Linked DNA regions of Homo sapiens: region 1 is linked to region 2. A link is a loop called in an ENCODE intact Hi-C map of the cell type or tissue named here. Cell type or tissue: PC-3. All regions are shown on one strand. Region 1 overlaps STIM1 (stromal interaction molecule 1). Region 2 overlaps STIM1 (stromal interaction molecule 1).

What was found. A loop is a pair of places that touch in the nucleus more often than their neighbours do. Peaks named below come from ENCODE experiments on the same cell type or tissue, not always from the same donor. Only the 100,000 strongest peaks of a DNase experiment are listed, where the experiment ranks them.
Region 1: it touches region 2 in a loop (2.8-fold over the local background); 3 of 110 quality-filtered maps call a loop at or near these places.

What each region holds. Positions count from the first base shown.
Region 1 is chr11:4,058,385-4,066,384 of GRCh38, forward strand. It overlaps STIM1 (stromal interaction molecule 1), which reads left to right. Exons shown (of 13, transcript NM_001382567.1): 5 at 897-1,012. Among named protein-coding and RNA genes, the nearest start is that of RRM1, 32 kb to the right of the region's middle. In PC-3, no CTCF peak of the experiment used is centred here; no DNase peak of the experiment used is centred here; H3K27ac peaks cover 1,301 bases.
Region 2 is chr11:3,901,337-3,909,336 of GRCh38, forward strand. All of the region lies in intron 1 of STIM1 (stromal interaction molecule 1), which reads left to right. Among named protein-coding and RNA genes, the nearest start is that of PPIAP40, 12 kb to the left of the region's middle. RefSeq lists an enhancer at 2,243-2,537 and a silencer at 2,243-2,537. In PC-3, no CTCF peak of the experiment used is centred here; DNase peaks (open chromatin) are centred at 3,045, 3,855, 4,265 and 5,025; H3K4me3 peaks cover 2,038 bases; H3K27ac peaks cover 3,511 bases.

The sequences.
Region 1 (8,000 bases), 160 kb after region 2:
GTATGCTCAGACAGGAGTATAAATCACACTGTGATGTCAGAAGCTTCTTTTCTAGCTGGAGAAATAAAGCTATGCATCAGAAAAGAGCACCAATCTTATAGAGTAGTATAGAATTAAGTGCTTACTTGTGGGACCTAGACCAGTGGTTTTCAACCTTTCATATCTTTTACCCCCCTCCTCTTATATCCACTGTGTTCCAGCAGAAGAGAAACAAAGTTCCATTTTTCCTAGGTCATTTTCTTGTTCACAGGCTTTCTCTTATTAAAGTTATCACTGACAGTATGGGTGGAGGTCATAAAAAATTACAGTAATTTTATTGGAGGTAACTTGTATTGCAGTGACTCAAATACAAGCTAACAGGACTAATTCCATTTTTGTCATCAGTGGTTAATTAAAATTTTTTTTCCTTTTCTATATTTCATTTCAATAGCACATTAGCAGGTTTATATATAATGACAGTGAGTTTAGATTAGGATAATTCATAAATCCCAGAATCACTGGGTCATATGACATGACAGTTTGACCTGGGCTGCACAGGAAATGCATTTATAAATGGTAGGAGGTGGGGAAAATATGTAGAGGATAAACCCTGGAAGGAGAAGCACAACAGAAAATTTAGTTGGGTGTGGGAATGGTCACAGACAGGTAATCCTTAGAGGATAGGGTGCTTAGAAGTTGGTGGATATGGGGAGAGGGCTGAACAAATTCTTGGTAAATGTTATGTGTCTCTCCATATACCCTGTTGAGACCCAACTGGTATAGACTCTGTGTTCTAGAGTGCAGAGGGGAGCAATCACCAAGAGCTAGAAGTGTTCCTGGGGGAGGCGGGTAATCCTACCAGGATCCTTCCTGGCTTTACTGGGAGGGAACTGATCTGCTACTCTTTGCCTCAACAGGCTGGCTGTCACCAACACCACCATGACAGGGACTGTGCTGAAGATGACAGACCGGAGTCATCGGCAGAAGCTGCAGCTGAAGGCTCTGGATACAGTGCTCTTTGGGCCTCCTCTCTGTGAGTCTTGTGTTGAGAAGGGCTACTGCTGTGCCATGGAAACCAAAGCTGTTGTAGTGGATAGGCTAAGGCTAAGGCTCTGGGTCTCCTAGGCACACCTGCAAGATAGCACCTATACTATTTCCACTGGTATTAAGGTATGAAAGAGTCTTACATTTTAGTCCAGACACGTAGCAACATGCATTCATTAAATACTTTAAGGAAATATCTGCATTGTGCCAATGCTGTGCTGGACCCTGTAGGAAGACCTGGAATGAATCATGTTCTGCCCTGAAGGGACAACATGAGTGTTCTGTAGAGGTACACAGTACTTCTGAGGCCCAGATGAGGGCTAGTGAAGGTATCCTATAGACAAGGTGACATGTTACCTCTGCCTTTAAGGGTGGATAGAGCTTTATTCTATGGAGGTGGCAGAATAGGACATTCTAGGCAGAGTAAACAACCTGAGCAAGAGTACAAAAGCTAAAATATGAAAAGTATGCTCAGGGATAGAAGTAACCCCCTATGGGCTGAAAGCTTTTTACCTGTTACCTACTTCTATATTTCATTTCAATAGCATATCAGCAGGTTTATATATATATAATGACAGTGGGTTATTGTAGACATGTAGAGTGCATGAACTGATTAATGAACATCTTTGTATTATTGAATGACCAAGGAGGACTAAGTGGGTTTTCACTGAAGCAGTAGACACACTCAGGCCTAAGAAAGGGTGGTCTCTTCAGCCAGGGTCTAGTTGAGAGAATTAGGTTGTTCAGTCTCTACAGATCTATGTGGTAGGAACGGCCAGCCTGTAATCCTTTTTCTAATTCTAAGTTAACCAAGGGGGAGCAAAAAGTAGTGAGATTTCTTGGAAAACTATTTTCAACCAAACAGGATCTTAGGGCCCACTTCCTGCCCTTTGGGAATGGCTGGCCTCGATTTAGGGTGCCAGCAGAAGAATGCTATTGAACCAGGAAACAGTCCAGAGAAGCAGCTGGCAGGCAAGGTCAGAGGCCATATAACATTTCCCTGTCTGTGAATATGGCTTGGCTAATGTGCAAGTTGATGTCTCAATACAAGTGGATCCATACTTTTTGAAAGTATGAAACAGAGCAACCTGGGAGAAGACTAATGTTTCCACTTCCTTTGCCACCTTTTTTTTGGGGGAGTGGAGGGTTCTAGGACACATTTTACTCACCTTCATTGGTAGGTTTTGAATAACGACACAGTGAATGGTTCTACTCTTTATGTAAGGCGTAGTCTCTGTATTGAGCAATGGCCTTCCAGTCATTCACTAACCTTTACTGAGCACATTCTATGTACCAGCATAATCGGCAGGGTCCCTGCTCTCCAGTACTTCTATCTAAATGGAGATAGCTATGTCAACAAATATAGTAAAGTGTCAACAAATATAGTAAGTGTTATAGCTATTATGTAAGTCTTTCCAGAGTTCAACTGGGGGCACAAACTAGGGAGGAGTTTCCTATTGGAGTCCAGGGAAACTTTATGGAGAAAGTAATTCTTGAGCTGAGTCTTAAAAGATGAGAAGTGGCCTTATTAAACTCTCCCTATGTTAACAGCTTACACATCTCTTTGTATACACCAACAAGGACACTTATACCCAACTATAAAAGCTAGGCTACTTTTGCAGAGGTTCTCCTCTGTCACCACCATGCAAGGGGAAGCTTTCAGCAGCCTGAAAGTCTTCCTTAGCCTTGTAATATATATTATCAAGCTTTATCTGTATCAAAATCAGATTTATCATGTCTGAAAGGATACAGTAGAAACTGCAGGTTAAAGCAGTCAAGGATTTTATCTGAAAAAATCAGCTAGCATGGGAACCAGAATGCTGGGGACATGGTACTGGGTCCAGGATATCAGAACCAACAAGAGGGGCCCTGGTGGAGCAGGTTGGACTGATACCAGGACAGGGGTATTCTTCTCTTAGGCTTATTGCATGTAGCCCATGTGCTGCATGTGATCTAACTTAAGGAAGGCCAGAGATCAGCAGGAAAACTATCTTCCTGAGATAGGCAGAACACAGGTACTGAAGCTAAGAATATACTTCACACTGACTGGGATACTTATAATAATAATAGTTTTTAAAAATGGAAAACTTGTGTTGGCGAGGGTATAGAGAAATTGAAACCCTGTATATTGCTGGTGAGAAGGTAAAACGGTTCAGCTACTGTGTAAAATAGTCTGGTGGTTTCTCAGAAATTAGACACAGAGTTACCCTAGAACCTAGCAATTCCACACTTAGGTATATATGCAAAGAATTGAAGACAAGTACTCAAACAAGTACATGTACATGCATTTTCATAGCAGCACATGTCACAAGAGCCAAAAAATAAAACAACCCAACTGTCTATTAATAGATGAATAGATAAATACATTGTGGTGCAATGGAATATTATTCACCTATAAATGGAATGAAGTTCTGATACATGCTACAATGTGGATGAACCTGGAAAACATTATGCTAAATGAAAGAAGCCAGACACAAAAGATCACATATTATATGATTCTGTTAATATGAAATGATTAGAATAGATAAATCCACAGAGACAGAATGTAGACTAATGGTTGGCAGGGGTTGGTGGGAGGAGGGAATGGGGAGAAACCGCTTACTGGTAAAAAATTTTACTGTAGAGTGATGGAAATATTTTGGAACTAGATAGAGGTAGTGGTTGCATAACATCATGAATGTGCTATATGCCACTGAATTGCTTACTTTAAAATGGTTACTTTTATATTATGTGAATTTTACCTCAAATTATTTTTTAAAAAGCATATACAACAAAAGAAAGAATAGATAAATTGGACTTCACCAAAATAAAAAAGTTTTATACTTCAAAGAATGTACCAAGAAAGTGAAAAGACAACCCACAAAGTGGAGAAAGTATTGGCAAACATTTTTCTGACAAGGCTCTACTATCCAGAATACATAAAAAATTCTTGCTAGGTACGGTGGCTCATGCCAGTAATCCCAGCACTTTGGGAGGCTGAGGTGGGCAGATCACCTGAGGACAGGAGTTTGAGAACAGCCTGGCCAACATGGCAAAACCCTGTCTCTACTAAAAAAATACAAAAATTAGCCGGGTGTGGTGGCACATGACTGTAATCCTAGCTACTCAGGAGGTTGAGGCATAAGAATTGCTGAAACCTGGGAGGCAGAGGTTGCAGTGAGCCAAGATCGTGCCACTGCACTCCAGCCTGGGTGACAGGGTGAGACCCTCTCTCAAAACAAACAAACAAACAAAAAATGGACAAAGGATTTGAACATATTATTTGTATAGTCCACAGTTCAATGGCCAATATACACCTGAAACAATGCTCAACATCATTATCAGGGCAATGCAAATCAAAACTACAATGAGGTAACACTTTTTACCCACTAGGATATAATAAAAAAGACAGTAACAAGTGTTGGTGAGGATGTGTTGAAATTAGAATAATAGCCAAAAAGTGGAAACAACTCAAGTGTCTGTCAGTTGATGAATGGAAAAAAAATGGTATATACATACAATAGAATATTAATCAGTCACTAAAAGGAATGAAGTACTGATATATGCTACAATGCGGATGAACCTTGAAAACATGCCAAGTAAAAGAAGCCAGTCACAACAGGCCACATATTATATAATTTTGTGAGTTCACTTATATAAAATGCCCAGAACACACAAATCCATAGAGACAGAAAATAGATTAGTGGTTTCTGGGGCTGGGGGTGGGGGCAGTGGGAAATAGGAAGTGACTGCTAATAGATATGGCATTTCTTTTTGGGGTAATGATAATATTCTAACATTAATTTTGCCAGTGGTTGCACAACCTTGTGAATATAGTACAATCATTGAATTGCCCATTTTAAGAGAGAGACTTAGAATTTTAGGGTCTGTGAATTATATCTTAATAATAAATATATACATGCATACCTTGTTTTATTGTGCTTTGCCTTACTGCACTTGGCAGATAATTGCATTTTTTACAAGTTGAAGGTTTGTGGCAATCCTGTGTTGATCAAGCTGTTGGTACCATATTTCCAAAAGCATGTGCTCACTTTTGAGTCTCTGTGTCGGAATTTTTAAGCAATAAGTTATTTTTAAATTAAGGCACGCACACTGTATTTTTAGACATAATGCTATTATACACTTAATAGACTACAGTATAGTGTAAACATAACTTTTATCACTGGGAAACTAAAAAATTTTTGTGACTCACTTTATTGCTATATTAGCTTTATTGCAGTGGCCTCAAACTGAACTTGCAGTGTATCCGAGGTATGCCTGAACAGCTTTTTTTGTAGCTCCTGGATTTTTATTCAGACAACTTGTTTGAAGTTTGGGGAAGAACCCTGTATTGGCAGGTGACCTTGGTCCCTTTTCAAAATTGCCACTCACTGTGTGACCTTGGGTAGTCACTTTTCTCAGGTGTGTTTTATGATTTGTATCAGGAGATTCCTCCCTACAGTTCCTTTCAGCTGTGACATTTTATGATTTTTGGGAGGAACTTCTTCCTCAATAAGGGTTCTGTGTAAAAGACAGGAGGTCTGTTCCTTCCTGGTGTCTGCATCCTGTATTTTTAGGACTTCTGTGCTTGGTCCTTGCCTTATTAAGTGAGCTTTGGCAATTCAGTTCTGCCTAGATTTGGGTTTCCTTATCTGTAAAATGGGTTTGTTCATTAAAGGTTCTTACTGGTTCTCTCATTCAAGGATTCTGATAGAGCTGGGTATACTCTTGGAAGCTAAGGTTTTAGAAATCAGCAGCTGTCCTGATGGCAAATATTGTTTTTATATTTTTCTACTGATGCTTGTCAAAGGAAATATTTGAAAATCGCCGGCTGGAATCTGAGGAAAATACTAAGGAGCTCTTTGCCAGGAGACTTCTGAAAGGGGTAGGGACATGCCTGCTGGGTGTTTACAAAAAGTCCCTTGATCTGTGCCCCTCTAGACTTTATTTCCCCTCTGAGCATGGACTAAAAATCCCTATTTCAGTTCTATTCTTTAATACCCATTTAGGAGGCCTGTACTGGCTCTGACCTGTATTCTGAACTTAGGATGAGTTCTTAAGGCTGAGTGAGCAGACACTTAGACCTCATCATCAGTCATTTAGCACACAAACACCCCAGAGAACCTAGACTTGTTACAGCTGTGAGCTATGGCCACCTTACTGAGCTATAATAAAAATTCTGTTATTGGTCTGAGGCTTGACATATCTTCAATTAAAGGTTTGTCATGCAGTAGCCAAGAGGGTCTGCTGAGGGAACAGGTGCCATCTGTCCACAGCAGCCTCAGAACTTGGGAAGAGGGAAGAGGGAAGAGGGATCAGACTGGCTCAGCAGAGGGCCACCTCAAGGTCCATTTTCTGACAGTAGATGGCATGCTTAATCCTCCCCATGTGACCACAGAGTAGCACACTGCCCTTTAGGATCTTTTTCACTCTACAGAGTTGGCTCTGGGTTTACAGGCCCATCTAGGGCTCGCCAAACAGTACCAGTTTGCAGATGTTAGGTGTGTTTGGAGATGTTAGGAGATGTTATCCATCTTCTACTTCCATTAGAGGAAACAAGATATAATAAAGAGTTCCAGCTTTGAAATCAAGCTGACCAGCTCTATCACTCAGTAGCTTTGTGACCTTGGACACATTTCTAAGGTTCTCTGTGCCCCAATTTGCTCTAAATAAATGGTAGCTACTATTTTTAATTTTTAATGTGTGCCTACAGTGTGCTTAGTCCTGGGCTAGGGGCTAGCATGCCCTTTGTGCTTTCAGCAGGAATATTGAGAAAAGTGCAGGGAGGCCTACAGAATAATTGTTGCGGGTCAGGGGCAGTTGGAGATAGGAAAAGAAAAGACTATGCCTCATCTTCCTTCTTCATTGGCTCAGAAAATAGGGGAAAGTCCCCAGTGAGCAGGAGTGGTTGCTTTTCTGGCAAAGCTCACTCTGATCTCTGTACCTGCATCCTTACCCTCTCTCTCTTTTCTGTTATGGTCCAATTTGCCCTTCAAGCTTTCTCCAGGATGTTTTTCCATCCTTTTACAGGCATGCTCAACTCTTTCCTCTTATTCTCCTGTAGGAACCCACAGCCCTTTGTACTTTTTTTTTTTTTTTGATAACAATATGTCTCTCTGCCTTTTATCCTTTAAACTGGGAACTCCTTGATGAAAGAATTTTGTTCATCTGTCATCAGCACCCAGCTTAAGATCTAGCCAGAATTAAGTGCTGGGAGATGTGTGCTAGAAGTTATATGGAAGGAGGCTGGGCCTCTCCAGACTACAGAAGTGAGGGGATTTGGGAGAAGAATCTGGCCCAGCTTGGTTTTGGGGAGAAATGCTATCTATGGAGTACCTGAATAGCTGAGGCATTTAAAGCATTTGTTGGGCTATAACTAGAAGGGAGGGGGGCCCATGAGTAGCTCTTACACGTTAAACAGACATCCCAGCACAGAAGGCTGTGTAAATGACAAAAGAAATTCCTACTACATATTTTGGCAGTGAGGGATGAATATCTATATCTGCCAGGGTATTGTGTGAAGTGGACAGGGTGGAGAGAATAGATTGGGAGAAGGGATTCCAGAAGGTGATAATGATTGGATGCTCACTTTCTCAGTGCTAACTTGTACCCTGAAAATTCTTATTATTACCCCTGACTTTGTTAACATCTCAGTATCTCATTTTTTTACAACCACTTCCCTTGTCTCAGGCCTGATGGTGTTAATAGTTGACCTCATTTTGCTAAAATCTAATTGCAGCACACAGACTGGGAATTCTGCCATCCTCTGGTTCCCCCAGTCCCAGCCAGCTTCCCTGGGTTAGCTCTGTTCACCTAGCCAGCCACATCTGTTCTCCTGAAACCTCCATGGTTACTCTGCCCTGGCTATGGTTACTGAGTGCAAGGTAGATTCTGAGAGCTGAGTTTGTGTAGGGGTTGTGCGATGCAGCTGGCCATGCTCTTTTTGTCTCCAGGAGCTGGCATTTGCCCTCTATATGCACTTTGTATTGTAGCTCCCT
Region 2 (8,000 bases):
TGAACATGTAATCTTTTTTTATCCTCAAAAACCACCTATTGACATTTTGTTAGATACCAGTGTTCCACAGAACACCATTAGGTAAATGAACACAGTGTGGTCCCCTGCTTTTCTATTAGTATGACTTGGAGAAGTAGTATGGCCAGCTGTCCTTTAGTTGACAAGGTACCTCCATGGCTCCTTTTCAAAGAGAAAATGAGATACTTAATGACAGCTTATGTGTCAGAAAATCTCCTAAGTGTTTAACATAGATTACATCTTTGTGTTCACAATAGCTCTATGAGATTGCTGATATAGTTTTCTCCATGTTGTTGTTGTAGAAAGGTATAGATCTTGGTTAATCCACCAGTCCCTGGTTATGTCTCAGACTCAGTGGTAGGAGATTTAGCTAACTGAGCTTTTATTGTTTGCCTAAGCCTTCTTCATTTTTTTCTTTTGAGATAGCATCTCGCTCTGTTGCCCAGGCTGGAGTACACTCCAGCAGTGCAGCCACAGCTCACTGCACCCTTGACTTCCTGGGCTCAGGTGATCCTCCTGCCCCAGGCTCCAGTCTCCTGAGTAGCTGAAACTACAGGCACGTGCCACGATGCCCAGCTAATTTTTGTATTTTTTGTAGAGACGGGGTTTTGCCATATTGCCCAGGCTGGTCTCGAACTCGTGAGCTCAAGCAATCTTCCTGCCTTGGTCCCCCAAAGTGCTGGGATTACAGGCATGAGCCAATGTGGCTGGCCCCCAACATTTCTTAAACATTTATTGTTCTTGGGTAATGGAGATGTAGTGATGGAAAACCAGACACTGCCTCATGGAACTTAATCTAATAGAGATGATTAGATATGAGTGTGGAAGTATAAGTTACACATTGGGACTTTAGAGGTTAAGGGAAGGCAGATATTTTTATGAGTTACTGTAGCTTCCTGGGATGGTGTGACTTAACTAATCCCTAAAACTCTGTTTAAGTTTATATACTGCAGAAGCTTGGGAGGCATTTAGATTGGAAAATGACCTGAGTGAAAATAGGAGTGAGCAGAGAGCAGCGATCCCCAATCTTTTTGGCACCAGGGATCGGTTTCATGCAAGATAATTTTTCCACAGACCAGGGTGCGGGGTGGGGATGATTTTGGGATGAAACTGTTTCACTTCAGATCATCAGGCATTAGATTCTCATAAGGAGCACGCAACCTAGATTCCTCGCATGTGCAGTTCACAATAGGCTTTGCACTCCTGTGAGAACCTAATGCTGCCACTGATATGACAGGAGGCGGAGCTCAGGCAGTAATGCTCGCTTGCCTGCCGCTCACCTCCTGCTGTGTGGCCTGGTTCCTAACAAGGCACGGACTGGTACAGTCTGCAGCCTGAGGGTTGGGGACCCTTGGCATAGGGAATAGAATGCTCAGGAGAAGGTGGTATCCTGTACTGCTCTTAGGCATGACACCACCTGTGAGACTGCTGAAGGCGTTAATTTCTGGCCAGCTGAAGGTAGCATTGCCAGAAGGAGGAGCTGGGCAGATTGCAATTGGTGTTGTGGATAGAGGCAAAGGATCATAAATGATCGTCAGAAGGGAGCTGGTGGATTATGGAATGTGAAATGGGACAGGGCAACATTTCATATCTCAGGCTATGAATGACAGAGGGACTTGGAACCTGAACATGTTTATATATAATTTATTAAGTTCTTACCATGTGCCAGGTACTATTCTTTGCATTTTTAATGCTAAGCTTATTTAATTTTTATTAGTAGTTTATTCAGATTAGCTTATTTAATCTTTGTACCAACCCTATGAAAGTAGGTACTATTATTTTACTGTTTTAAAGATGGGAAAACTGAGGCCTAGAGAACTGAAATAATTTGCCCAAACTCACATGGCTAATAAGTGGTAGAGGTGGGATTCGGGCCCAGGTAATATGTTTTCAGTGTGCTTGTTCCTAATCACTCTGGTTTACAGTTTTAAGCAATGAGAAGTCATTATAGATTTCTGCCTAGTGAAGCAACTTGTTTGTAAGTATTGTGATGCAGGGCAATTTCCCAAGCCTTGATGGAAGGCAAGAAGACCAGCCACAGGGTGTTGTAGCAACCATCCCAGTTGCTTTGGAAGATGTATAAAGGTCTTGGAGTTATTTCACAAATTACTTCCTGAGATGGCTCTGTCAGTTGGCAGTCCTACCTGTCAGCTCAGCCCATTTTAGAAATCATTTTCCAAAGAATTTTAACCTTAAGGAAGCTCTCCTCTTTCTATTGAACAGGCTGTACCAGGCATAGGGGCCCCAGGAACCAGGTAGGAAATAGCTCTTGTGGGGTCAGTCCATCTGGAAGCATTTGCAAGAGGGGAAGTTGAAACTATTGAGACTTCCTGTTGTCATTAGAATTTGCTCTCCTGCTATAGGGGGAGTATCCCCTGTTAGGACTGATAGTCTGGTTGCTTATCTTGAGAGGCTGGGCAAGTGGGTTGGGGTGCAGAGATGTGAAAGACATAGTCTGTGTCCATGAACAACCTGCAGGTTACTGAGACACCCATAAACAAGTGCACTCTGTACAGTGTCACAAGTGCTACAATAGAGGTACATAGAAAATGTCCTGGGAAAGGCTGGGCTTGGTGGCTCACGCCTGTAATCCCAGCACTTTGGGAGGCTGAGGCGGGTAGATCACGAGGTCAGCAGTTCGAGACCAGCCTGACCAATATGGTGAAACCCCATCTCTACTAAAAATACAAAAATTAGCTGGGTGTGGTGGTATGTGCCTGTAATCTCAGCTAGACAGGAGGCTGAGGCAGGAGAATTGCTTGAACCCGGGAGGCAGAGGTTGCAGTGAGCCGAGATCGCTCCACTGTACTCCAGCCTGGGTGACAGAGTGAGACTCTGTCTCAAAAAAAAAAAAAAAAAAAAAAAGAAAATATACTGGGAGAGAAAGGAAGGAGGGTCTAAATACTTAGCAATATCAAAGATGCCACCCTGTAAGGATGACCAGGGTTGTGCCAGACAGAGTGCCCTGGAGCATATTCTGGGCAGTGTGACTGTGGAAGTGCATGGCATATTCAGTGAATGACGAGTTGTTCCCTGAACTGGAGTGTTGGACTACTTGGAGGGAGTGGCACGAGATGAAGCTGGGTGTGTGTGAAGGGCCAGATCCCGAATGACCTTGTATTTTATGGTAAAGAGCTTAAATCCTATTGGAGTTAAGCTTTACCGTCGATATTTAAGATGGGTGTGACATGACCAGAGTGTTTTTTTTAGGAAGACCTCTTATATGCCTGTGCTTAGAATGTATAGATTATAACTAGAGGCAGGGAAGGCAGCCAGAAGATTTGCAGTAGCAGATGATGAGGCTGGAACAAGGGTAGTGGTCATGGGGGTTGATTTAAATTGTGTGACGGAAGGATGAAGGAGGCAGTGTTAGGTGACTGGGCATTACTGTGATGCTGTTAACACATGGAATACAAGAGAGAGAGCCGGGGAAGTTAATGCTGCTCTTGAGATGGTTATGGGTGATATCCATGAGAAAATATCTGGTAGTTGGGGGAGAAGACATGAGTTTTGGAGTTCCTGAGAGAGGTAGGAATAGACATGAGAGAATCATGAACTCTAAGAAATAGTAGAGACTGTAGAAGTAGATGAGATCACCTGAGTAAAATTTATAAAATGGGGAAAGAAAGGGGGTTAAGGATAGAGCAGAGAGGAACTCTGATATGTGTGGACAGAAAAGTTAGGGAGGGAGCCTGAGGAGGGGCAATCAGAGAGGCAAGAGAAAGTACTGTCTGGGAAGCCAGGAATGAGAAAAGTTTCTAAAAGAAAGCAATAGTGTCTGTTGCAGCAGAGAACAGGTAGGGTGAGCCTGAAATGAGGCTACTGAGTCATTGGTGACCATGGTGACAGCAGTTTCAGTGGAGGGGTGGGGACAGAAGCTAGACTGCTGTGGCTTAGGGAGTCAGTATGAGGCAAAGATGTAGAACAAAAGACTTTTTTGAGAAATATAGTTGCGAGGGAAGGAAGGAAAGAGGGTGGTATTTTGAAGAGGCAGCAGAGGAGGCAGGTTCAAAGATTTTTTTTTTTTTTTAAAGGTGGAGGGGTGGAGTGGAGACCTGAGCTGGTATAGGTTGTGGGGAGAAGAGATTGAGAAATGTAGCCAGTGAAGGTGCCACATCTCCCTGAATACTTCATACTATTGTGGGAGTCTTAAACTGTGCTGCTCTGCTGAAGCCTGCGGTCACTAGAGCATGGGGCAGACAAGGGAGACCTTGTCATTCATAAGTAATCATTGCACCATTTATTGAGTAACCGCTGCATGCCAGGCATTTTTCTAGATACATTAGACACATCTCTGATGCTCACCACAGTTCCCAGAAGTGAGTATTGTCCCTATTTTCCAAATGCAGAAACAGATGAGTTAAGAAACATTCAGCTAGTTAGTGGTGGAGCCAGTTTCAGCCAGGTTTCTGGAACTGCATGATGTATTCTTTCTGCTTCCCAGTGCTATTTTTTTTCCATTAAATGGAGCTTAATGTTGAAACTCTAAAGAGGGCCCTTGCAGGGGGCAGGGTGGGTGGCCTAGAGGGACAAAGGTAGAGTTCTGGGGCTAGTGCTAGCCTGGAGGGAACATGACTTAATATCTGGGATGAGGGAGGAGGGTCTTGGTCTGGCCTTGCTCTACCTTTTCTTTACTTACCAGTGGCTCTGGTGGTTTCAGGCTTTTACTCTATTTTTCTGCATCTTTCTGTAACTTCTTACCAGGGCCCCTGAGGCCCTAGCTGCTGTGTGCTATGGACTGTTACAGAGGAAAAAAAGAATCAGCTTCCAGGCCCAGAGGGGCTTATCCTTTTTGACAAACTACTCGTGAGGAATTGCTGAGCTGTAGGATGCACTCTCTTTGGCACAGTGGTAGGCTTCTTCCTAAGTATTTTTATTTGAGTTGAATAATTTTGATTCAGTGGAAAGAGCAAAACACTGAGAATTAGAAGACATGATTTCCAGTCTAAGAGATGAACTAGGTTACCTCAGGCGAGTCATTCTCCCTTTGCATATTTACTTGATGTAAGGTAGGGACTGTGTTTTACTCATCCTTGTATCCTGAGCAGCTAGCATATGCCCTGACTGAATAGGTGTCCTGAATAAGTTTATTATGGAGCTAGTTAATCTGCTCTTCTATTAAATGAGAAAATTGGACCTTTTGATTTCCAAAGATTTGCCAATTCTAAAGCGTATTGTTCTGTGAGGGCTTATGATGTTTTAATTATAAAATAATATATACTGTCACTTAGCACCTACTATTTGCTAGGCATTGTGTGAGGTTCTTTACATATTTATTTTATTTAGGTGATTTAAAAAAATTTAAATTTTGTCTAGGTGCTTTAGAAATACTATGGTCCCTTAGGCTATAAGCTCCATGAGGATAGTACCAGTGCCTGTTCACTGCTGTAACCCTAATGCTGAGCACAGTGCTAGGCATGTAATGGATGCTCAGTAAGTTTTTGTTGAATAAAGCAATAAGTAGATGTCTTACCATCGATAAGATAACAATCTTTTAAGATAGGTACTATTAGTACCATCGTATAGATAAGAAAATTGAGGGTAAAAGGTCACAGAACTAGTAAATGGCTGAGAGAGAGAAGATTCAAACCTAAATCCAACTCTAAAATTGGTACCTTTACTACTTAACACCAGCGTGCCTTCACTTATCTGATGTTTTAATTGCAAATTTGAAAAGAAGGACAACAGTAAAGAAGGATACAAGATCAGAAAATCAAATTTTTCTTGAGGGGTGGGGACAGGGTTAGAGGTTGGGCACTGAAGTTTAGAAGTTGGCAATTATCTCCAATACCTTAAGAATAAAAAGGGGTTTATAAGCTTGGGAAGCTGGGGGAAAAAACGAACAAAACGGGGTTATAATGGCAGTTACTATTCACTGGGAGCTTTGTTTATTGAATATCTCATGGCATTAAAAGTCCACTTACATAATTTTAACTATCATCTATTTATTGACAACTCAAATTTGTGTTTCCAGCTTAGATTTCTCCCTGAATTTTAGACTTGCATATCTAACCTCTTAATTAACATTTTAGATATCTAATAGGCATTTTAAATTTAACAAGTTTCACTTACATGGAATCTGTCAGCATATCCTGTCGGTTCTACCTTTAAAACAAATCCAACATTCAGATACTTTTCATTACCTCTGCACCTACCACCCTGATCCACGTTACCATCGTCTCTTGCCTGGTGAGATAATAGCCTAACTGATTGCCCTGCTTTTGCCCTTGCCTGTCTACAGTTTATTCTAAACAGGAAGCCGGAGTGATCCTTTCAAAACGTAAATCCAAATTATATAACTCTTCTGTTCAAAATTGTTCAGTGGCTTTACATATCTCTCAGGGAAAAAGCCAAAGCCCTTAGAGTGGCCCACAAGATCACATATGACTTGGCTCCCAGTTACTGTCTTAGCCTCATTTCCTCTCCACCTGCTCACCCTGCCCCACTGGCTTTCTTACCATTCTTTGAACAATAGAGACAGACATACTCTTGCCTCAGGGCCTTTGCATTGGTTCTTCCTTCTTACTCTAACTTTCTGCATGGCTCATGCCTTATTTCCTTCAGATCTTTTGGTCAAATTTCAACTCAGTGAGGCCTTATCCAATCATTCTATTTAAAAATAGCAATCCCTCCCCCACCACACACTGCAACCCCTTTCTCTATTTTTCATTACAGCATTTATCACCATCTGGCATATTTATTGGTCAGGCCTTTCACCTTGCACCCCCACTCCCTGTTAGTTCCATAAGAGCAGGGGTTTTTGTTAATGGCTAAATCCTCAGTGCTAGAATACTGACTGGTGCATATAGCATATACTTAGTAAATATTTGTTGACTGAATGAACAAATGATTGAATAACCTTTTTGGGCCTGGTATATTTCTTGATGCTTTATATATATTTGTTTACTTTTCTGCACAACAGTCTTGCAGGATACTACTATTATTCCCATTTTATGAATGGGGAAAGTTATTTGCTGGCCAGGCACGGCGGCTCACGCCTGTAATCCCAGCACTTTGGGAGGCCAAGGCAGGTGAATCACGAGGTCAGGAGATTGAGACCATCCTGGCTAACCCGGTGAAACCCTGTCTCTACTAAAAACACAAAAAATTAGCTGGGCGTGGTGGCGGGCGCCTGTAGTCCCAGCTACCTGGGAGGCTGAGACAGGAGAATGGCATGAACCTGGGAGGTGGAGCTTGCAGTAAGCTGAGATCGAGCCACTGCACTCCAGGCTGGGTGACAGAGCGAGACTCCATCTCAAAAAAAAAAAAAGTTATTTGCCAAGATTGCATGGCTAGAAAGTTTAAAGCCTAGGTTTATTCTGCTTAATACATTGTCAAGCTCAAATAAAATGTTATAGAAAGATGGCTTATGGCTTATAAATATTGTTGCTTTGCTGCTGAATGGAGTTTATAAACCACAAGCCTAGAAACCAGAAGAAAGCCGAAGTCTGAATTTCCTGAACTGGACATTGCTCATTCACTCACTTGGGAGCAAGCTGATATTTGTGACTGTGACATACCTGGAAGCCTAAAATACACCTGGAAAAAGGCCTTTGTGTGAGTTCTTCCTGTGCACCATTTGACCCATATTTGGCTTGCATACACAGAAAGTGAGGGGGGTTTTATGATGATTTGGAAGTTTTTCTCCCCTACCACCCCAGAGAAAGACCTTCTTTCCCTAGTTGGGGATAGTACTAGTGTTACTTTGGGCCAGTTGCTTCATGTCACTTTTCTTTCCTGAGTTGAGTGCCAGCCAAGGCCAGAGTGCAAATCATTCCCAAGGTATACTGGGGTATGACTTTCTCTTTGGTATGGTGACTGGGGAGGCCAAGGCCAGAGCTGATCTCAAAGTAAGATGAAACTGGGGTCAGTGATGTCTCCAGGGTAAAATGAGGGTGGGTTCAAGTGCCGTCCTAATAGAGCTTTGTCATTTCAAGGATTCTGTCAGAAAGAAGGTGAGAGAGAATAAGGTCTGGATCCAA